2 separate regions of the Homo sapiens genome follow, and region 2 is linked to region 1. The links are chromatin loops, found by intact Hi-C in ENCODE. Cell type or tissue: right lobe of liver. All regions are shown on one strand. Each heading gives the region's core, and the rest is flanking DNA. Links, peaks and the distances in the headings are about the cores only.

Region 1 (11,297 bases), core at 1,788-9,787:
CCCAAAATCCTAAGTCTGAAATGCTCTAATGAGCATTTTCTCTAAGTGCCATGATGGCCCTCAAGTTCTGGTTTTGTAACTTTTGGAGCTCAGATATTTGGATTAGGGATACTCTCCCTGTACTAAAAACAAACAAACAAACAAACACAAAAAACCACCACCACCACCAACAAAACAAAACAAAATAGCAGGTGTTTGGTGAGGATGTGGACAAATTGGAATCTTTGTGCATTGCTGGTGGGAACATAACATGGTGCAGCCCCCGTGAGAAATAGTACAGCGCTTCTTCAATAAAATTAAAAATAGAATTGGCTGGTGTGGTGGCTCCCGCCTGTAATCCCAGCACTTTGGGAGGTGAAGGCAGGCGGATCATTTGAGATCAGGAGTTCCAGACCAGCCTGACCAACATGGCAAAACCCTGTCTCTACTAAAAATACAAAAAAAAATCAGCTGGGCGTGGTGGCTCACGCCTGTAATCCCAGCTACTCGGGAGGCTGAGGCAGGACAGTTGCTTGAACCTGTGAGGGGGAGGTTGCAGTGAGCAAAGATGGTGCCACTGCACTCCAGCCTGGGCGACAGAGCTAGATTCTGTCAAAATGAAATGAAATGAAATGAAATAAAATAAAATAAAATAATCTCTGAAGGCTAAAGAGAGAAATTGGGTCAGCTGAAGAGTTTACAGATTTGCAGAGAATAGAGGCAAGGAAGCTTTGTGAACTACTTTTAGGTTGTGAAACTTGGTCTTGATTCAGCCCCCACATGGTCTTCATATACAAAGCTTCTTTGCAGAGGAAGCTCTTTGGAGAAAGATAACTGGTGAGATAGAAAGCACAGCCAAGAGATAACAAGGGAGACTTCTCTGGAGAATTTTGTGGATGAAGAGGAAAAACAAATCCATAAGGTCATGGGGATAATGAGTTATTTGAAATCAGAAAGAGTGATTAACATGGAGGCGGGGCGCAGTGGCTCATGCCTGTAATCCCAGCGCTTTGGGAGGCTGAGGCAGGCGGATTGCCTGAGGTCAGAAGTTCGAGACCAGTCTGGCCAACATGGTGAAACCCCATCTCTACTAAAAATACAAAAAAATTAGCCGGGCGTGGTGGTGTGCACCTGTAATCTCAGCTACTCGGGAGGCTGAGACAGGGGAATTGCTTGAACCAGGGAGGTGGAGGTTGCAGTGAGCCGAGATTTCGCCACTACACTCCAGCCTGGGCAACAGGGCGAGACTCCATCTCAAAAAAAAAAAAAAAAAAAAAAAAAAAGCAAACCAAACCAAAGCACACAAACAAATAAACAAACAAAAAACATAAGGCAATTCTCTACAGGTGTTTTACTGCTAGAAGATCATGCTCCTCATTTCCTAAAGACTCACAGAGAACAGAAGACTGGTTGCATGAGAAGTGAATAACAAGAGGTTATAGTGCTTATTTGGGTTGGGGGCAAACATGACATTTCAATATTAACTTGTTTATTTATTTATTTTTCGGTTATACATCATTGCTGGTATATGTACTTTATTTTATTTTTTAGAGATGGGGGGTCTCGCTATGTTGACCAGGCTGGTCTCGAACTCCTGGCATCAAGCCATCCACCCATCTTGGCCTCCCAAAGTGTTGGTATTACAGGTGTGAGCCGCTGTGCCCAGGCTAACTCGTTTTTTTTCTTTGGTCCAGCAAGGCTTGTGAATGTGTCTGGGAACGACGTAAAATCTGGCTTGAAAAAAAAACTCTCAACTCAAAGCTCCAAGACAGAGCTGAGATGCTTTTGAAGGAGACAGCCTCATTGGTCTCCTTGTCGGAGAGGCCCCAACTTATCAGTAAATATTGGTTAACATCTATCATCTGGTGGGACTAAGCATGGAACCAATTGCCCTTGCACAGAAGGCCACGTATTGTAGTATTCAACATAGATGGAATGACCAGGAAAGGCAAAACCACAGATATAAAAAGTAGATTAAGGCCAGGCGCGGTGGCTCACCCCTGTAATCCTAGCACGTTGGGAGGCCAAGATGGGCGGATCACCCACCAGCCTGGTCTATATGGTGAAACCCCGTCTCTACTAAAAATACAAAAATTAGCCGGGCATGTTGGTGCGCGCCTGTAATCCCAGCTACTCGGCAGACTGAGGCAGGAGAATCGCTTGAACCCAGGAGGCGGGAGGCGGAGGTTACAGTGAGCCGAGATGGCACCACTGCACTCCAGCCTGGCGACGGAGCAAGAAAAAAAAAATAAATAAAAAATTGCTAAGATTGTTATTAAATCCGCTGGGAGAGTCTTTCATCATGTTAGCAGGATCATTGTGTCCTCTGGTGGCAATAACACGCGACTGCAACTGACTTGCCTGTGCAGAAAAATCTTTCCTGAATCCTGAAAGCTGCATTCTGTTCTATTAGCTTAAGAAGGAAATCTGACACTGATCCGCACGGTGTGTTTTATGATCCTGCACATAAAGATTAGGTGCTCAAGGATGCAGAGGAGCCCACTGCTCCCAGAGCAGGTGCCTGAGCCTAGGAGGCATCTGACCAGAGTCTCTGTCGCCCAAGCTGGAGTGCAGTGGTGCGATCTCGGCTCACTGCAACCTCTGCCTCCAGGGTTCAAGCGATTCTCCTGTCTCAGCCTCCCAAGTAGTTGGGATTATAGGCACGCACCACCATGCATGCCTGTAATTTTTTGTATTTTTAGTAGAGACGGGGTTTCACCATGTTGGCCAGACTGGTCTCAGACACTTGACCTCAGGTGATCTGCCCGCCTCGACCCCCAGAGGGCTGATATTACAGCGTGAGCCACCGTGCCTGGCCGAACGACAGGATTTCAAGCCTGAACTCGAGAGGTAGCCCAGACTGGGGATCTGCACTGGGAAGTCATCCGCAAGGACGTGGTGGCTGGAGCTATAGACAAAGGGAAAGTTATCCAGGGAGAGTGAGGGTGTGGAATGGGGAGAGAGAGGGCCCGCAACACAGTCCTAAGGAACACCAGCACTTTTTTTTTTTTTTTTTTTTTTTGAGACGGAGTCACCCAGGCTGGAGTGCAGTGGCATGATCTCGGCTCTTTGCAACCTCCACCTCCCAGGTTCAAGCAATTCTCCTGCCTCAGCCTCTCAAGTAGCTGGGATTACAGACGCCCACCACCATGCCCAGAATTTTTGTAGTTTTAGTAGACACGGGTTTCACCATGTTGGCCTGGCTGGTCTTGAACTCCTGACCTCAAGTGATCCACCTGCCTAGGCCTCCCAAAATGCTGGGATTACAGGCATGAGCCACCGTGTCTGGCCCAGTTATCGCTTTCTGAGAGAGGAGTTTCTCCAAAGTTTTCAGTTTGACATAATCAATATAACCATCCTGCGTATTAGGGGATGGCTGGTTCTTCACTCCTTCAGCATCTTTGGTTAACCGGTACCTCGACTTGGCCATATCCACAGGTGGGGGAGGTCAGGAGATGTCACCCCTAGTCACTGGGGCTGTGGGGAACATGGTCTCTGAAATGGAACAAGGCTGACCAGGCCGATGGATGGCTCACAGTGTCTGCTGGAGGTTCCTTTTGCTGCTCAGGGCCAGGGCGTGGCTGGAGGAAGAGGCCCCACCCAGGAAGTTCCGCAGGGGCTTACACAGTCTTCCCAGACCCAGAAGCACAATCTCCAAAAGAGTGAACAAGAGACGGAACCCACTGACCCCAAACATGGCTTTTAGAAAGATGATCTTCTCCGAGGGGTGGGAAAAGGTGCAAGTTAATCTATACGGGCAAGGCTCTTGGCCACATGCAAAGGAGCTGGGCATCTGGAACCCATACAGGTGGTACTGCAACCCCGGCGCTGTCCCCTCCAGGACCAGCTGAGCTCCCAGCTGAGCCACATAAGCTCAGAGCAGCCTGAGGCTTCCAGCCCCTGGGGTATCTCTGCTGCTCTCCCCTCCCTGGATCAGGGTGTCCTCTTCCTCCGTCCCCTTTCATGATTCTTCCCAGTGCCAGATCACGTGATACAGAGTGAAACCCATGTAGAGGACGCTAGGTACAGCCACCAAGATGACCTGGAAGACCCAGAAACGCAGCGGGGAGAGCGGGTGGAAGGCATCGAAGCAGGCAGCCTTGCAGCCCGGCTGCTGGGTGTGACACACGAATTCACTCTGCTCATCGCCATAGACTCCAGGCCCACTGGCAGCCAGCAGCACAAGGCGGAATCCCAGGAGCACGGGAAACAGGAGGCGCCCCACGGGGGTGGAGTGCCAGCTCTCCTCCGCCAGCAGCCACCACCTCAGGAACCTGCCACACATCCTGTTAGGGAGTTTTAAAAAAAGATTATTACACGTTATTGATTTTTTGTTTTTAAAGACCTCTGTTGCCCAGGCTGGAGTACAATGGTGTGATCATAGCTCACTGCAGCTTCCAACTGTTGGGCTCAAGCAATCGTCCTGCCTCGGCTTCCTGAGTAGCTGGGACTACAGGTGCATGACACCACGCCCAGCTAAGTTTTAATGTTTTTATAGATATGGGGTCTTGCTATGTTTCCCAGTCTGGTCTCAAACTCCTGACTTCAAGCAATCCTCCTGCCTCGGCCTCCCAAAGTGCTGGGATTACAGGTGTGAACCATTGCACCAGGTTATGAGTGATTTATTTTTTATTTTTTGAGACAGAGTCTTGCTCTGTCGCCTAGGGTGTAGTGTAGTGTCGCGATCTCTGCTCACTGCAACCTCTGCCTCCCGGCTTCAAGAGATTTTCCTGCCTCAGCCTTCTGAGTAGCTGGGATTATAGGCGTGCACCACCACAGCTGGCTAATTTTGTGTATTTTTAGTAGAGATGGGGTTTCACCATGTTGGCCAGGCTGGTCTTGAACTCCTGACCTCAGGTGATCCACCTGCCTTGGCCTCCCAAAGTGTTGGAATTACAGGCGTGAGCCACTGTGCCGGGCCATGTATTGATTTATGACTTTGCCTGTAACTTCTGCTTCTCTGCCTCTAAAAACCCTTACCTACAAGCCATTGGGGAATTTAGGTCTTACACTTGAGCTGGCTGATTCTCCTTGCTTGGCACCCTGCAATAAATGCCTCAGTTTCTCTCACTGGAATCCACATGTCAGTGTTTGCAGCACCCGGTGGTTGGACCCAAGTTCGATGAGGTAACAGACGTCCACTGGGTGTGCTGTAATCCCGCGGAGGTTTTCCTCCATAATAAAAGGCAGGAATTGGCTGGGCGCCGTGGTTCATGCCTGTAATCCCAGCACTTTGGGAGGTCGAGGCGAGTGGATCATCTGAGGTCAGGAGTTGGAGACCAGCCTGGCCAACATGATGAAACCCCGTCTCTACTAAAAATACAAAAAATTAGCTGGGTGTGGTGGCGGGCGCCTGTAATCTCAGCTACATGGGAGGCTGAAGCAGGAGAATCGCTTGAACCCAGGAGTTGGAAGTTGCAGTGAGCCGAGATCGCGCCACTGCACTCCAGCCTGGGCAACAAGAGTGAAATTCCCTCTTAAAAAAAAAAAAGACGGCGAGAATTGTGTGAGTTGTGCGAGGAAGACCGGATGACCGTTATCTCATGGCCTTTGCATCCAGGCTTTGAGCCAAATTCTCAAGGACTGGATCCTAACACTTGGCTGCAACTATTTCCTTGACCACTAGGGGGCAGGCAAAAGCCATAGCGAATCCGGCCTAGCGCTGATTGGAACCTGCTTGAGAAAAAGACCTCTTTGTTTAAGCCGGCGGTCCCCAATCTCTTTGGCACTAGGGACCGGCTCCGTAGAAGACAGTTTTTCCACGGACTGGGGAGGGGAATGGTTTTGGGATGATTCCAGTGCATCCCGTTTATTGTGCACTTTATTTCTATTATTATTACATCGTAATATATAATGAAATAATTCTACAACTCGCCACGGTGTAGAATCAGTGGGAGCCCTGAGCTTGTTTTCTTGCAACTAGATGGTCCCATCTGGGGTTGATGGGAGACAGTGACAGATCATCAGGCGTTAGATCTCATAAGGAGCGGGCAGCCTACATACCTTTCTTGCACAGTTCACAATAGGGTTCGTGCTTCTGTGAGAGTCTAATGCTGCTGCCGATCTGACAGGAGGTGAGCTCAGGCGGTAATTGGAGCAATGGTCGGGGGGTGGGGGAGCAGCTGTAAATACAGATGAAGCTTCGACCCTGCAGCTCACCTTCTGCTGCGTGGTTCGGCTCCTAACTGGCTATGAACGGGTACCGGGAGTTGGGGACCCCTGCCTTAGACTATCTTGTCTCTCTCTGGTGGACTCTCCTGGGGATAGTTCCCAGGTAGGCTGGAGGAATGATGCACACTGAATCAGGCAAAAGACATCAATCAGATATAGCAAGGTATACATATGTTAAGGTCCTCTTCAATTTCTCTGAGCTTTGCTTTTTCAAACTTCTTTCCCAGTAGAATTCACTGTCCCAGCCAAAAGGTTCTTCGTGGTCGTCAGAAATATTTAGTGCTTTCTATTGCCTTTGCTTACGTATTTATTGATTCATCCAGAAATTATGTATTAATTACCTATTGTATTAATATGTGTATTTATTTATTTATTTTTGAGACACGGTCTTGCTCTGTTGCTCAGGCTGGAGTGCAATAGTACAATCATAGCTCACAGCAGCCTTGACCTCCCATGCTCAAGTGATCTTCCTGCCTCAGCCTCCCAAGTAGCTGGGACTACAAGTGTGTGCCACCATGCCCAGATAATTTTTTATTTTTTTAAATGTAGAGACAGGGTCTTGCTATGTTGCCCAGACTGATCTGGAACTCCTGGCTCAAGCAATCCTCCCACTTTGGCATCCCAAAGAGCTGAGATTACAGGCATGAGCCACTGTGCCCGGACCTATTGTATATTTGATTCTCTGGTAGGCACTGGAGACTCAAAAGAACAGGGAATGTAAAATCCCATTCTGCATGGAAATCTTTTGACCTCGACTTGGCAAGCTGTCTTAGGCCTCCACATCTCTCTGAAATCCGAATTGCTCCAGGAAGTTTTCCCTGAGTATCTCAGTAGCCCTGTGTCCCTCTCCTCCTGCCCCACACCTGCCCAGGACTTGAATCCTGTGGCTTCTCTCTCCTCCTTTATCATCATCCATGTCTCCTGTTATAGATGAGGTCACATCTCCTATTCCAATTTTCCTTAGCCCTGGTCTGATCATGTGGATTTTGGTTTCTTCGTTGATCTTAAATGTTTAACTTTCACCTTTTATTTGCTCCAAGTGTCCTCATATTCACATTTCACATGCTATATTTTTTCCTCTTGATTATTTGCATTTTCTTTTTTTGAGACAGAGTCTTGCACTGTCGCCCAGGCTGGAGTGCAGTGGCGAGATCTCAGCTCACTGCAACCCCTGCCTCCTGGGTTCACGTGATCCTCCTGCCTCAGCCTCCCCCGTAGCTGGGATTACAGGCACACATCACCAAACCCAGCTATTCTCCTGCCTCAGCCTCCCAAGTAGCTGAAATTATAGGCACACACCACCACACCCGGCTAATTTTTTGTGTTTTCAGTGAAGACGGGGTTTCACTATGTTGGCCAGGCTGGTCTTGATCCTTGACCTCGTGATCCGCCCGCCTGGGCCTCCCAAAGTGCTGAGATTATAGGCGTGAGCCACCGCGCCTGGCGACTATTTGCATTTTCTTTCCTGAACTTGGCTACTGTTCATATAGGATGTTTTTGCCCTGGAAGGGAGAAAGGTGGATTTCATGTAGACTTTAAAAAAAAAAGTAATTTCTCAGCTTTGATTTTCAAATTGGAGTCGAAGAGTTAAAACAAAAAATTGTAGCCTTCAAATTTAGGCTTTCATGAAAGATAAGATGATTAACTCAGAATTCCAAAGACTGGGAATGATTCTTCTATGGAACCCAGCTTGGAGGATGGATTTTGGAATAATCCAGAGTGGGAGGCTGAGTATAGGATGTAAAGAAAGTTCTTGTCGCTAGACACAGTGGCTCACGCCTGTAATGCCAGCATTTTGGGAGGCCGAGGCAGGCAGATCACCTGAGGTCAGGAGTTCGAGACGAGCCTTGCCAACATGGTGAAACCCTGTCTCTACTAAAAATAGAAAAATTAGCCGGGCGTAGTGGCTGATGCCTGTAATCCCAGCTACTTGGGAGGCTGAGGCAGGAGAATCGTTGGAACCCGGGAGGCGGAGTTTGCAGTAAGCCAAGATTGCAACACTGCAATCCAGGCTGGGCAACAGAGCAAGACTCCATCTCAAAAAAAAAAAAAAAAAAAAAAAAAAGAAAAAGGAAGAAAAAAAGGAAAGTTCTTTTCCCACAGGAAGGAAAAGCACAGACACAGGCAGGTGAGGCTTCATGAGAAGGTCAAGGTGAGAGCTCTGCTGTGTGTTTGGGGTTGATACCTGTGCATGGCAGTTGGCGACTCATTTGAGGAAACTCACTCTCAGGGACTCAGAGGGAGTCTGAGAACCTCAGGGCCAATTCCCGCTTCATTGAGCTGTACCCTGGAGAGCTGAGAGCTCTCAAATAAGCTTTGGCTGGTGGGCCAAGGCGAACATGGTGTGGAGATGTGGAGCAGCTGGAGTGGAGGGCTGGGTCTCCCAGGAAGCCAAGAAGTGTGGGGAAACTGAGGCACAGAAGAGGCTTGGCTGTGTGAAAGAGCTTGCAGGGTTCTAGCACCTCACAGCCAGAGTGGCCATGGCCACGCCTGTGGATGTCAGCAGGGGACACCTGAACAATCCCTAAGGGACAGCGGGTCCGGGCCATGCTTGGGATTGCCCAAGTCAGGGTGCCCAGGAACCATGGCCTCCAAGGGAAACCAAGAGTTTCAGATGAATTCAGTGCTTGGGAGCAGGACCAATGAGAAAATCACATCACATTTCTATAGCATTTTACAGTTAATACTGTTCTCTGTCGTGCTTGACAAAGAGAGATGATTATTTATTAGTTTCCACAGATTAGACAATGGCGGGGGGTGGTTCAAGGTGAGATGGTTTTTGGGTCCGAGTCAGCTCAGGACAGGCATCCCAGTCTTCGGTCTCCAAATCCACCTCCTGTCTGTCCCCCCACACTGCTCCTTGGGCCTTGAGGATCCATTGACCGTGATTTCGGTGGTTCAGCTCCCACATCAGGCAGGAAGGGCAGCTACTGGGGCTGAGATCCCACATTGCCTCCAGCCCTTGCTTCCTACCTGGCCTCCCCGGGCACCACGAGGGGCTGGGCCAGGCTGCTGTGCTGCACGTGGCAGGAGTAGGGGGCTGTGTCCTGCGGGGGCACATGCACCAACAACCAGGTCAGGTAAGTGCCGTTTCCACCGTGAAGAACATCTCCCCGTAACTCAGGCTCCTGCACCTCGCCGGCCCGAGTCCAGTGCACATCAATTTTCCCTGGGTAGAAGTCGTAGGCCAGGCACTTCAGTTTCTTCTTTTCTCCTGGGGCCTGGTGGCTGGTGACCACCACAGAGGGAGGATCTGTGGAGGGATAGAGTGTGACACTGCAGGTTTGAGGTCGACTTCTCCCGGCCCAGGTCTCTTCTCACCCCTACCCCTGGATGTCAGCAATCAGCAGAGCTCTAAGCTCTGTATCTGCCCGCCCCACTGCCCCCTGCCCTGGGACACTTTCCAGAAGATCAGGGAAGGCTGAGGCTTTCCCTGATCCTTCTCTGTTGGATCATGGAATGTCCTGGCTCCCCTCTCGCCCATTCTCCACCCCACCCATGTATTGACTCTGATAAGTTGTGAATGCTCTGTGCACTTTCCCATGTTTTCCCACATCTGAGTGGGCTTTGGAGTTCTGTCCCCCAATCTCAGTCCAGCTGCTTGGTTCAGCCCATGCCTCTATCCAGCAACCGCTTCCCTGCAGCACTGCACAATCCTGAGTCTCACTATGTCTGCAATCCAAGTCTCAGCTTGCAGCCATCGATTCCATTCACACTGGCTCGCTGTTGTCTTTCTGGGGCTGACATTTTACACACCTCCCTTCTCTCCACCACCCAGATGGGAGGCATCATTGTAGAGAGAAACAACGATGGCATTTGGAATCTGAAATCTGGAATTCAAGTCCTAGCTCTTCCTTTTTTTTTTTCTTTTTTTTTTTTTTGAGACTGAGTCTCACACTATTGCCCAGGCTAAAGTGCAGTGGCGCGATCTTGGCTCATTGCAATCTAGTCCTCCTGGGTTCAAGCAATTTTCATGCCTCAGCCTCCCGAGTAGCTGGGATTACAGGCGCCTGCCACCACGCCAGGCTAATTTCTGTATTTTTGGTAGAGACGAGGTTTCATCATGTTGGCCAGGCTGGTCTCGAACTCCTAACCTCAAGTGATCCACCCACCTTGGACTCACTCCCAAAGTGTTGGGATTACAGGCGTGAGCCAGCATGCCTGGCTGCAGCTCTGCCTCTTACACACAGTGTTACCCTCACCTCTGTCACCTCCAGCTCCTCATCTCTCAATGGGTGATATTTAGGGAAGCCTACCAGTGAATCAGTGGCTTTCCTGGCCCATTCTGCCTGAAATTTTGATGTCCTCCTAGGAAAGGAATGAATCCTGGAAGTTGAAAACTGGGGTTCTACGTGACTTACATGGATAGAGGAGATTGGCCTAAGATGCTCTCTGAGCTCCCAGCCTGAGATCACCTTGGTTTTTCCCAGCTTAGCACTGGATAGCAGGAAGCAGTGAGTACCTTGCCGGTCCAGGATATTTTCGCTGTATTTCAGGTATTTCCGCAGAGTTGCAGGGCACTCCTCCTCCAGGTAAGCCTTGGCCCGCTGCACGTAGACTGGTTCTGCCTCCTACTTCTGCTTGGTGTTCTGGGCTTCCGGGACCAAGGGGACTCAGGCTGGGATTTCTTTGTTGAATTCAATGTAGTCCTTTCCATCATAGGCATTCTTCCAGAATGCTCCAGTGCTTCTGTTATTCTGGATCTCACAACCAAACCTTTCCTGCAAGGCATGAGACCCTGAAACCTCCCCTGACCCCACAGGAAGCCAGTCAGCCTAGTGCCAACTGAATAACTCTTAGTCCTGCACTCTTCACAACTCAATAGGAGGAAAGGCTTTTGCAATCTAAGCATGCAGTTCCGTAATCATGGCATATGATTTTATCTGGACGTACAGTTGACACAGAGTGGCAAAGGCTATATGGATTGGCATTTCGGGCCAATTTGAGATGAAATATGCATTCCTCCCAGCCAGGGAAGTTAAGAGAGCTACAGGCCGTGGGCAGATTTCTGTCTCTTCTGTAGCATCTCTTTTTATTTGTTTGAACTTACGGGGAGTATTTAGGAACCTGTCACAACCACACCAAAGTACATTTCCGAATTTGATAGAAATTATTTGTGATTCCATATGAGGAAAGGAAGGCTCTCC
Region 2 (11,297 bases), core at 1,855-9,854, 67 kb before region 1:
ACTCCCTGATTCAAGCGATTCTCCTGCCTCAGCCTCCAGAGTAGCTGGAATTACAGGCACGTGCCACCACACCCAGCTATTTTTTGTATTTTTTTTTAGTAGAGATGGGGTTTCAACATGCTGGCCAGGATGGTCTTGATCTCCTGACCTCAGGTGATCCGCCTGCCTCAGCCTCCCAGAGTGCTGGGATTATAGGCATGAGCCACCAGGCCTGGCCTCCATACCACACTTTCACACAATTCCCCACCCGAAGCTATTAAGATGTGAAGAGAACGTGGCTTTTTCTGCCAGAAAAACAGCTTCACATACAGAAGGCAAAATGCAGCATATGAGAGTGGTAGCCGGGCACAGCGGCTCACGCCTGTAATCCCAGCACTTTGGGAGCTGAGGCGGGAGGATGGCTTGAGTCTGGGAGTTCAAGACCAGCTTGGGCAACATAGGGAGACCCCATTTCTACAAAAAGTTAAAATAAAAAAATTAGGTGGGCATGGTGTGCCCCTGTGGTCCCAGCTACTTGGGAGACTGAATAAGAGGATCACTTAAGCCTGGAAGGTCAAGGCTGCAATGGGTCAAGACTGCAGTGAGCCATGATTGTGCTGGCCTGGGCAACAGAGTGAGACCCTATCTTTAAAAAAATATTTATTTTATTTATTTATTTTGAGACGGAGTCTCATTCTGTTGCCCAGGCTGGAGTGCAGTGGTATCATCTTGGCTCACCGCAGTCTCCGCTCCTGGGTTCAAGTGATTCTCCTGACTCAGCCTCCCGAAGAGCTGGGACTAGAAGCACCTGGCACCACGCCCAGCTAATTTTTGTATTTTTAATAGAGATGGGGTTTCACCATGTTGGCTAGGCTGGTCTCAAACTCCTGACATCAGGTGATCCACGTGCTGGGATTACAGGCGTGAGCCACCGTGCCCAGATGTTTTTTTTTTTTTTGAGATGGAGTTTTGCTCCTGTTGTCCAGGCTGGAGTGCAATGGTTCAATCTCAGCTCACCGCAACCTCTGCCTCCCAGGTTCAAGCGATTCTCCTGCCTCAGCCTCCCGAGTAGCTGAGATTACAGGCATGTGCCACCATGCCCGGCTTATTTTGTATTTTTAGTAGAGACAGGGTTTCTCCATGTTCTAGACCATAGGCTGGTCTAGAACTCCTGACCTCAGGTGATCTGCCCGCCTCAGCCTCCCGAAGTGCTGGGATTACAGGCATGAACCACCACACCCGGCCCTTTAAAAAAAAAAAAAAAAAAAAAAAGAACAGTTGAGCCTCACGCAGATTAAAAACAAGGGAGAATGACTGCTGCAGGGCCAGGGTTAAGGAAAATGACAAGGACAATTAAGGATGAGGCTGAGTGGCAAACTCACAAAAACCCATGTTCCCACAGCAGTTGAACATAAAAGCAATCAGAGGGCATTCTGACCATTTACAATCATTCCCGCCCCAGATCCGTATCAATCAGAATGAAAGCACGTGATCTCCAAGAGGGCTTCACGCTCATCATTTACTTACACTGGCTACATCTTGTAATTCAGTTATAAAGTGACGCTCACTATTAAAATCAGATGGAACCAGTTTATCTTTTTAGAACGCCTCACCAGGCAGTCACACCTCTTCAAAGTCCACCTGGCCATCCACATCAGGGAAAAGGGGAGTAAGAGAAATTCGCTCTGAAAAATGGGACCCCTTGGAGAACTGTTAGTCCTCTGAGGGTACAGAAGCCTGTCAGCAAGCTACCTTCTTCACCCGTTTCCCCTTCCCTAGGAACCGCCCTGACAGCTTCTCTCTCTCTGCCCAGCTGTCTATCTCCTTCCTTTGCTGACAGTGACTATCAGCTGCTTCCAGGCTCACCCTCTCCTCACCATCTGCTGGGGGTCAGAGCTTCAGCAGCTGAAGTCCTTCACACTCTCCATAATTAGCAATCGCTTGCCTACACACAGACTTCTCTTCGAGTCACTGGACAGCCATGGACTACATGTGTGGGACAGAAGTAACCTCATAAACTTTGTTTTGTTTTGAGATAGAGTCTGGCTCTGTTGCCCAGGTGGGAGTACAGTGGCATAATCTTAGCTCACTGCAACCTCCACCTCCCAGGCTCAAATGATCCTCCTGCCTCAGCCTCCCGAATAGCTGGGACCCCAGGCACTAGCCACCACACCTGGCTAATTTTCGTATTTTTTGTACAAATGGGGTTTTACCATGTTGCTCAGGCTAGCCTCAAACTCCTGGCCTCAAATGATCCACCTGCCTTGGCCTCCCAAAGTGCTGGGATTACAGGTGTGAGCCACCATGCCCAGCCAAAAGTTAACATTTTAAAAAATAGCTGAATGAGGCAAAAATTGAAAAAGAATTTACCAGGACTATTTATTTCATTGTCTTCCAGGCTGCACTGTTACTGTTGGGTAGTTTGTCATCAGTCTAATCAGCATTCCTTTGAGGGGGGTAATCCGTCTTTTATGTCTTGGTTACTTTTGAGACCCGGTCTCACTCTGTCGCCCAGGCTGGAGTGCAGTGGTGCAATCTCAGGTCACTGCTGCACCACAACCTCCACCTCCTGGGTTCAGGTGATTCTCCTGCCTCAGCCTCCCAAGTAGCTGGGAGCTGGGACTACAGGCGTGTACCAATACACTCGACTAATTTTTGTATTTTTAGTAGAAATGTTTTTTTTTTTTTTTTTTTTGACGGAGTCCTACTCTGTTGCGCCAGGCTGGAGTGCAGTGGCGCGATCTTGACTTACTGCAACCTCTGCCTCCCAAGTTCAAGCGATTCCCCTGCCTCAGCCTCCCGAGTAGCTGGGACTACAGGTCCCAGGGACAACACGTGCCACCATGCCCGGTTGAGATGGAGTTTCACTATGTTGGCCAGGCTGGTCTCAAACTCCTGACCTCAGGTGATCCGCCTGCCTCAGCCTCCCGAAGTGTTGGGATTACAGGCGTGAGCCACCATGCCCAGCCAGTCTGGTTTTTTTTTTATTTTTTGAGATGGAATCTCACTCTGTTGCCAGGCTGGAGTGCAATGGCGCGATCTTGGCTCACTGCAATCTCCGCCTCCTGGCTTCAAGCGATTCTCCTGCCTCAGCCTCCTGAGTAGCTGGGACTACAGGTGCATGCCACCACGCCCAACTAATTTTTGTATTTTTAGTAGAGATGGGGTTTCACCATGTTGACCAGGATGGTCTCCATCTCCTGACCTCATGATCCGCCCTCCTCGGCCTCCCAAAGTGCTGGGATGACCGGTGTGAGCCATCATGTCTGCCCTCTCCAACTCTTTCCGCCTCCTCTGGAACAGCTATTAAACATACACTGGACCTTCTCATCTGATCCCACACTGATGTCCAATGCCTGCCACCTTGATCTTTCTAAGTAGCATTTCAGATGACTTCCTTCCATCTACCTCTGTTTGCTAATCATGTCCTTCATTATTTAAAACAGCCATTGCATTCTTCATTTCAATGACTACAGTTTTCACTTTTAGAAATTCTATTTTGTTTCTGTCAAAGGTGCCTGTTTGTGTTTTTATTAACAGTTTCTTGGCTGGGCGTGGTGGCTCACGCCTGTAATCCCAGCACTTTGGGAGGCCGAGGAGGGCGGATCATGAGGTCAGGAGTTCGAGACCAGTCTGGCCAACATGGTGAAACCCTGTCTCTACCAAAAATACAAAAATTAGCCGAGCATGGTAGCAGAAGCCTATAATCCCAGCTACTCGGGAGGCTGAGGCAGGAGAATCACTTGAAACTGGAATGCGGAGGTTGCGGTGAGCCGATATAGCGCCACTGCACTCCAGCCTGGGCAACAAGACCGAAACTCTGTTTTTTTAAAAAGAGCTGGGCGTGGTGGTGTGCACCTGTAGTTCCAGCTACTCGGGAGGCTGAGGCAGGAGAATCTCTTGAACCTGGGAGGCAGAGGTTGCACTGAGCCGAGATTGCATAAATGCACTCCAGCCTAGCAACAGAGGGAGACTCCGTCTCAAAAAAAAAAAAAAAAAAAAGACTTTATGCAAAGCTTTCACAGCCAACTTCCCTTTCCTTAGGAGGGCCCAGCAGCTTTGTCTTCTGTCCCATCTGGGTACTAAAACCCAAGCCTGTTCCTGGCTCTGATAATCCTTCCACTCCACCCTCCTCTTTGTGTAATACTGCCAAGGGGCTACACCAAGAGATATGGAAAATAAAACTGACCAGATAGGTCTCCGGCTATTTTTATCTCTAATTACTGTGGCAACTCTGGGGAAACCCCAATTGCCTGGAGAGGTCTACTGTGTTCACCATAAACCATGAAGAATTTAGCTAACAGTTTAATTTTTTACTTTTCCTAGAAAATGTGATTTTTAACCGGCTCGAAACTCTGTTTCCATGATGGAGTTTCACGTTTCAGACACAGCAAGCATGGAGGGAGATTTCTGAGGGCCATGGACTCTTGTCATGAAATCACACCACACACATAAATAGTGGTCTACACCACCAACACGTAAGCAAAGTCCTGGTTTGAAACTATTAGGATTTGGAATAATATGCCATATTTTTGCAAACATATAATTAAACATTAACTCTGTTTCAAAGATTTAGTTCTAATCCTTCTGGTAAATGAAGGTACTTAAGAGTAGAACCCATAAAATAACAAAATAACATAGGGCCAGCTTGGGCAACATAGTGAGACCCTGTCTGTACAAAAAAATAAAGTTAGCCAGACATGGTGGTCCCAGCTACTTGGGAGGCTGAGGTGGGAGGATCATTTGAGCCCCAGAGATTGAGGCTGCAGTGAGCTATGATCACGCCACTGCCCTCCAGCCTGGATGACGGATGGAATCCCTGTCTCAGAAAAACACACAAAAACACCCCCACAGGGGATGACCATTTATGGCCTGAGATTATTCTATAAACCATAATATATGGAGATTTGAGCTCAGGAGTAGTCACCTAATACAGCTTTGACTTGTGAAAAATGCCCCACCTCTTTCCATAGCTTCAGAAAGGAGGTTGCCAATTATTTCCCATTTGCCCTTCTCAGATCCATTCTCTGACCCGCCCTGTGCCCCAGGAAGCTGACCCTAAGGGCTGCACTGTCTTGTCTTTCCTGCCCTCTGGCTGCCAACTGAGTTTGTCATTGGGGAACAAAAGCAGGAGATTTAAGGGCAGGAGGAGGGTGCAGTTGGGGTATTTATTCCGTTTTCTCCTCATCCCACAGCAGGGCCTACAGCCACAACTTCTATCAAGTGACCCCCTCCTCCATGACTATAGCTCTTACCTGATTCTGGTAAGAGGGTCCCCCTCTGTCCCTTTAGGCTCACAGGGAGTAACAGCTTTTCACTGTTGTCTGGTGCAACACTATTCCTTATTGGTTCATTTGAAGTCTCTACACCTCTGTTAACAGTTTCTTTTTTAAACTCATTTCAATTGACCCTTTAAAAAAAATTATTTGTAATACTCAGACTTCAAAGAGAAACTGATCCTTTAAGAGTGATCCATTCCCATGCTAGGGCCCAGGTTAAGACAGCCTTACTTGGGGGAGGAAAGGGGACTATTTCCACCCAGTCAGCCCAACTAATCAAGTCAATCTATGAAATCACCTCACAACCAAGAATTACTAATTATTCTGCTTCTCCAACCACAGGGGCCTGGGGCACTGAATAGGAGTCTAATGGGTGGTCCTCACCTCGGACCTTTCTTGGATCTTGAGCGAACTCCTGCTCCTCACCAGACTCTTGGATGTACAGGGGCCCCCAAGACTCGTATTTGTGACTGGTCTCCAAGGGCTGTGGCTGCATGCTGCTCGGGGATTCCTTTGCAGTTCCTGAGGAGGATATCTTCTCCCACACCGGTTTCTGTTCGTTTGGAGGAGTTGAGACCTAGAGACAATCAGGAATGGCTAGGTTTGTGCATGGCTCACTTTAAGACCAAGAATGAAAATCCCAGTAGAGCTACATAGAACCTCTAGGAAAGAGAAAAGGAAAACACCCATCCCATTCCATTCCCAAGGCTAAAAGTTAGTTTAGGATGATAGAGAAAAATAGGAGGAAACAAGGTCTAATTCAGCAGAAATTTCCATTCAGCAAATCTTAATGTATGGACAAACCCTTGTTCCTGCCTAGAATGTTACGCTCCCAATCTCCTAGAATAACAAAGGTCTCTCCTGCCTACCTGGTGTCCTGGCTCATCCAGTTCCCGCTCCAGATCTTCGAGGAGAGTGACAGCCTCTTCAGCGCTCTCCGGGCAATGCTCCTGCACCCAGGCCTGGAGCTCCTGGGGCAGGATGGTCAGGAACTGCTCCAGCACCAGTAGCTCCAGGATCTGCTCCTTGGTGTGGATCTCGGGCCTCAGCCACTCACAGCAGAGCACCCGGAGTTGGCTCAGGGCCTCTCGGGGTCCAGGGGTATCATGGTACCCAAACTGCCTGAAGCGCTGGCGGAACATCTCCAGGCTAGGAAGGTACTTGCCTTTCTCTTCTTTCTCCTCGACTTTTACCATCAGAGGCCCCACCTGCTCCTGTGGAGGCCTAGGGCCCAGAACTGGGGCCATGCCTAGTACCTTGGTCATCATGTAAACTCCAGAAACAGCCTCACCAAAGATGGGACTCTGTGGGGCAGGAATATTCGTTCCTTTGGGTTTCCAGTTCTTTAGGGCCACAAGTTAAACCTAAGAAAATATAGTTACCAAAAAATAATCAAACTGAAAAGTGTTTTTGGGTCTTTACAGCCATACCTTTAACACAAGAAATTGTGGAAATTATGTCCACCATAAAACTACCATACAAAAACAACTGCTCAAAATCTTTCTGGAATGAGCTGGGTACAGTGGCTCATGCCTATAATTCCAGCACTTTGGGAGGCTGAGACGGGTGGATCACATGAGGTCAGGAGTTTGAGACCAGCCTGGCCAACATGGTGAAACCCTGTCTCTACTAAAAATACAAAATTAGCCAGGCGTGGTGATGGATGCCTGTAATCCCAGCTACCTGGGAGGCTGAGGCAGGAGAATTGCTTGAACCCAGGAGGCAGAGGATACAATGAGCCAAGCCTGCGCCACTGCATTCCAGCCTGCGCAACAGAGCGAGATTCCATCTCTAAAAAAAAAAAAATCTTTCTGCAATCAGCTCAGGATATCCTACTTTGATTTCAGTGGTCTCCACTTTCCTAAAAAGTGCAATGTGGCATAATTTTAAAGTTAACTTTGCTCCAAAACTAGTTCAGAATCTCACCACTATAGATATTATAGTTTCTGAGATTTTATCAAGCTATCTACTGGCTAGATGCCATCTGTTTAAACCTAAGACATTTAGCTTGAGCAATGAAAATTCACTAGTCAAGGCCAGGCATGGTGGCTCACGCCTGTAATCCCAGCACTTTGGGAGGTGCTGAGGTGGGCGGATCACGAGGTCAGGAGATCGAGACCATCCTGGCTAACACGGTGAAACCTCATCTCTACTAAAAATACAAAAAATTAGCCAGGCGTGGTGGCGGGTGCCTGTAGTCCCAGCTACTTGGGAGGCTGAGCAGGAGAATGGTGTGAACCCGGGAGACGGAGCTTGCAGTGAGCTGAGATTGTGCCACTGCACTCCAGCCTGGGCGACAGAGCGAGACTCCGTCTAAAAAAAAAAAAGAGGAGGGCCGGGCGCGGTGGCTCACGCCTGTAATCCCAGCACTTTGGGAGGCCAAGGCGGGCGGATCACGAGGTCAGGAGATCGAGACCATCCTGGCTAACATGGTGAAACCCTGTTTCTACTAAAAATACAAAAAAAAGTTAGCCGGGCGTGGTTGCAGGCGCCTGTAGTCCAGCTATTCGGGAGGCTGAGGCAGGAGAATGGCCTGAACCAGGGACGTGGAGCTTGCAGTGAACAGAGATCGCGCCACTGCACTCCAGCCTGGGTGACAGAGCGAGACTCTGTCTCAAAAAAAAAAAAAAAAGGAAAATTCACTAGTCAAATGACTGGGCCTGTCAGTATGACCTGAGTCATGCTCGAAGGGTGTAATTAACTAGTACATTAAAAATAACTGAGGTCGGGCGCAGTGGCTCATGCCTGTAATCCCAGCACTCTGGGAGTCCGAGGCAGGCCTGGACTTGAGACCAGCCTGGCCAACATGGTGAAATCCTGTCTCTACTAAAAATACAAAAATTAGCTGGGCATGGTGGTGTGCACCTGTAATCTCAGCTATTTGGGAGGCTGAGGCACACAAGAATCCCCTGAACATGGGAGGCAGAGGTTGCAATGAGCCGAGATCGCGCCACTGCACTCCAGCCTGGGTGACAGAGCAAAACTCTGTCTCAAAAAATAAAAACAAAACAAACTGAAGTGCCAGGTGCAGTGGCTCACATCTGTAATCCCAGCACTTTGAGAGGCCAAGGCGGGCGGATCACTTGAGGTCAGGAGTTCGAGACCAGCCTGGCCAACATGGTGAAACCCTGTCTCTACTAAAAATACAAAAATTAGGCGGGTGTGGTGTTGCACACCTGTAATCCCAGCTAGTCAGGAGGCTGAGGCAGGAGAATCGCTTTAACCTGGGAGGGGAAGGATGCAGTGAGCCAAGATTGCACCACTGCACTCCAGCCTGGGTGACAGATCAAGACTCAGTCTCAAAAAAAAAAAAAAAAGAGAGATCATAAGTAGTTTTCTGACAAACAAAATGGACTTTAGTGCTAACATTCTGTAAACACGGTTCATAGTTATGAAATTAAGGCTTTGATTAGTCTTTTTTTTTTTTTTTTTTTTTGAGACAGCGTCTCACTCTGCTGCCCCGGCTAGAGTACAGTGGCGTGATCTCGGCTCACTGCAACCTCCGCCTCCCGGGTTCAAGCGATTCTCCTGCCTCAGCCTCCTGAGTAGCTGGGACTACAGGCACGCACCACCACGCTCCACCAAAAGAAATGTTGGTGGAGTGTTTAGCAGTGGAATTAAGACATCAGGAAGCAAACCAAAGCATGAAAAGGGAAACTGTAAGGCACGGAAAAAAATGCATACAGAATTATTTCCCAAAATTTGTTCAAAAGCACTATAACTAAGGCGGGGTGCGGTGACTCACGCCTGTAATCCCAGCACTTTGGGAGACCGAGGCAGGTGGATCACCTGAGGTCAGGAGTTCGAGACCAACCTGACCAACATGGCAAAACCCCGTCTCTACTAAAAATACAAAAATTAGCCGGGCGTGGTGACAGGCACCTGTGATCCCAACTACATGGGAGGCTGAGACATGAGAATAGCTTGAACGTGGGAGGCAGAGGTTGCAGTGAGCCGAGATTGTGCCACTGCACTCCAGCCTGGGCAACAGAGTGAGACTCCGTTGCAAAAAAAAAACAAAAAACAAAAAACAAAACACACTATAACCAATAATTTGAATAAAGGATTCTTTGGCCAAATAAGTCTGTATGTACTCAGTACATACCACAGGAGTGCCCAAGTTGAGGACTACTTAAAAATTGAGTCAGGGGAGATGCAACGTCATCTCACCTACTAAAACAAAGGCCTGAGCACCAAAGACTAAAATAAACAAGAAATAATGAGGTAGCTGTGCTGGAGAGCATTCTTTAGAATATTTAAAACGACTGGCCGGGCGTGGTGGCTAACGGCCGTAATCCCAGCACTTCTGGAGGCCAAGGCAGGCGGATCACTTGAGGCCAGGAGTTGAGACCAGCCTGGCCAACATGGTGAACTGGGGCCATACCTAGTATCTTGGTCATCATATAAACTCCAGAAATAGCCTCACTAAAGATGGGACTCTGTGGGGCAGGAATACTGGTTCCTTTCGGTTTCTGGTTCTTTAGGGCCACATGTTAAACCTAAAAAAATATAGTTGCCATAAAATTACAAGTTACAGTCTCCACTAAAAATACAAAAATTAGCTGGGAGTGGTGGCAGGCACCTGTAATCCCAGCTACTTGGGAGGCTGAGGCAGGGAATCACTTGAACCTGGGAGGTGGAGGTTGTAGTGAGCCAAGATCCTGTCACTACACTCCAGCCTGGGTAACAGAGTAAGACTCTGTTGCAAAAAAAAAAAAAAAAAAAAAATTATGTATGTATGTATGTATGTATGTAAGAGCCCTCCTCAGTGGCAGATTAACTTTACGTAACTGTTACAAAATTTAATACTCTATCCAGAGGAGGGCACCCTAAGACCAGGAAAGAAACCATTGTTTGGGCTGCTCAGCTTCTGTGATCTGGCCTGGGAAACAAGGCAATTCACCAGGGAGTCATGCAGCACCTGCTGGCATCACACAGGGAGCGTCATGTAGTAACATAACATTCATGTGCGATACACTCTGAGAACTTGGTGAATCCAAATTCACAGATGCCACTGGATCACATGATTGCCTCTGCAAATTACAGAAAAAAAAGTTTCCTTGGATGTTGCTGCTGGGCAGTTGGCTGGGTAAGCTCATTAGCTAAGTGATTTATTCTAGGCACATCAGTTCTTTTTTTTTTTTTTTTTGAGATGGAGTCTCACTCCGTTGCCCAGGCTGGAGTGCAGTGCCATGATCTTGGCTCACTGCAACCTTCGCCTCCCGAGTTCAAGTTATTCTCATGCCTCAGCCTCCTGAGTAGGTGGGATTACAGGTGCGTGCCATGCCCGGCTAATTTTTATATTTTTAGTAGAGATGGGGTTTCACCATGTTGGCCAGGCTGGTCTTGAACTCCTGACCTCAAGTGATCTGCCCACCTCGGCCTCGCAGAGTGCTGGGATTACAGGCGTGAGCCACCACGCCCGGTGGTACATCAGTTTTGCGGTGCACACAACTCAAATGTACAATGCATAAAGACTACAAACGAGTAGAGGGCCGGGTGCCCTTCCTCCTTCCTGCACTCACTCTCCTTGGTGATTTCACAAGTTGCATGGTTTTAATTACCATCTATATACTCACAACTGCCCAAACTGTATCTCCAACTTAGACCTCCCTGCTGACCTCCAGACTCATACGACCAACTACCCACTTGCCATTACCACCTGGATGTCCAGTAAGACATCTCAACCTTAACATGTCCAAAATGGAATTCCCATCTCTCCCTCAAAAGCTGCTCATCTCAGCTAATGGCAACTCTCATTGTTCTTTTTACTTGGACCGAAAAACCTGGGGTCATCCCGAATCCTCTTTCACTTTTTTTTTTTAATTTAATTTTTTTATTTTTTAGAGACAGTGTCTTAGCCTGTTGCCTAGACTGGAGTGCAGTGGCACAATCACAGCTCACGGAAGTCTTGAACTCCTAGTCTCAAGCCATCTTCTTGCCTTGGTCTCTCAAAGTTCTGGGGTTACAGGCGTGAACCACTTCACTGGGTCTTTATTTTATTGTTTTTCAATTACAGAGGCAGGGTCTCGCTTTGTT

What was found. Peaks named below come from ENCODE experiments on the same cell type or tissue, not always from the same donor. Only the 100,000 strongest peaks of a DNase experiment are listed, where the experiment ranks them.
Region 2: it touches region 1 in a loop (3-fold over the local background); 71 of 110 quality-filtered maps call a loop at or near these places.

What each region holds. Positions count from the first base shown.
Region 1 is chr7:99,985,364-99,996,660 of GRCh38, reverse strand. It overlaps the pseudogene LOC100128334. Among named protein-coding and RNA genes, the nearest start is that of AZGP1, 15 kb to the right of the region's middle. RefSeq lists an enhancer at 2,084-2,585. In right lobe of liver, for the core only: CTCF peaks have their summits at 2,312 (motif pointing left) and 5,598 (motif pointing right); DNase peaks (open chromatin) are centred at 2,320, 5,147 and 5,600; H3K4me3 peaks cover 785 bases; H3K27ac peaks cover 941 bases.
Region 2 is chr7:100,052,236-100,063,532 of GRCh38, reverse strand. It overlaps ZSCAN21 (zinc finger and SCAN domain containing 21), which reads right to left. Exons shown (of 4, transcript NM_145914.3): 2 at 6,128-6,622; 3 at 5,643-5,835. The coding sequence starts at 6,526. Among named protein-coding and RNA genes, the nearest start is that of ZSCAN21, 8.1 kb to the right of the region's middle. RefSeq lists an enhancer at 4,054-4,173. In right lobe of liver, for the core only: no CTCF peak of the experiment used is centred there; no DNase peak of the experiment used is centred there.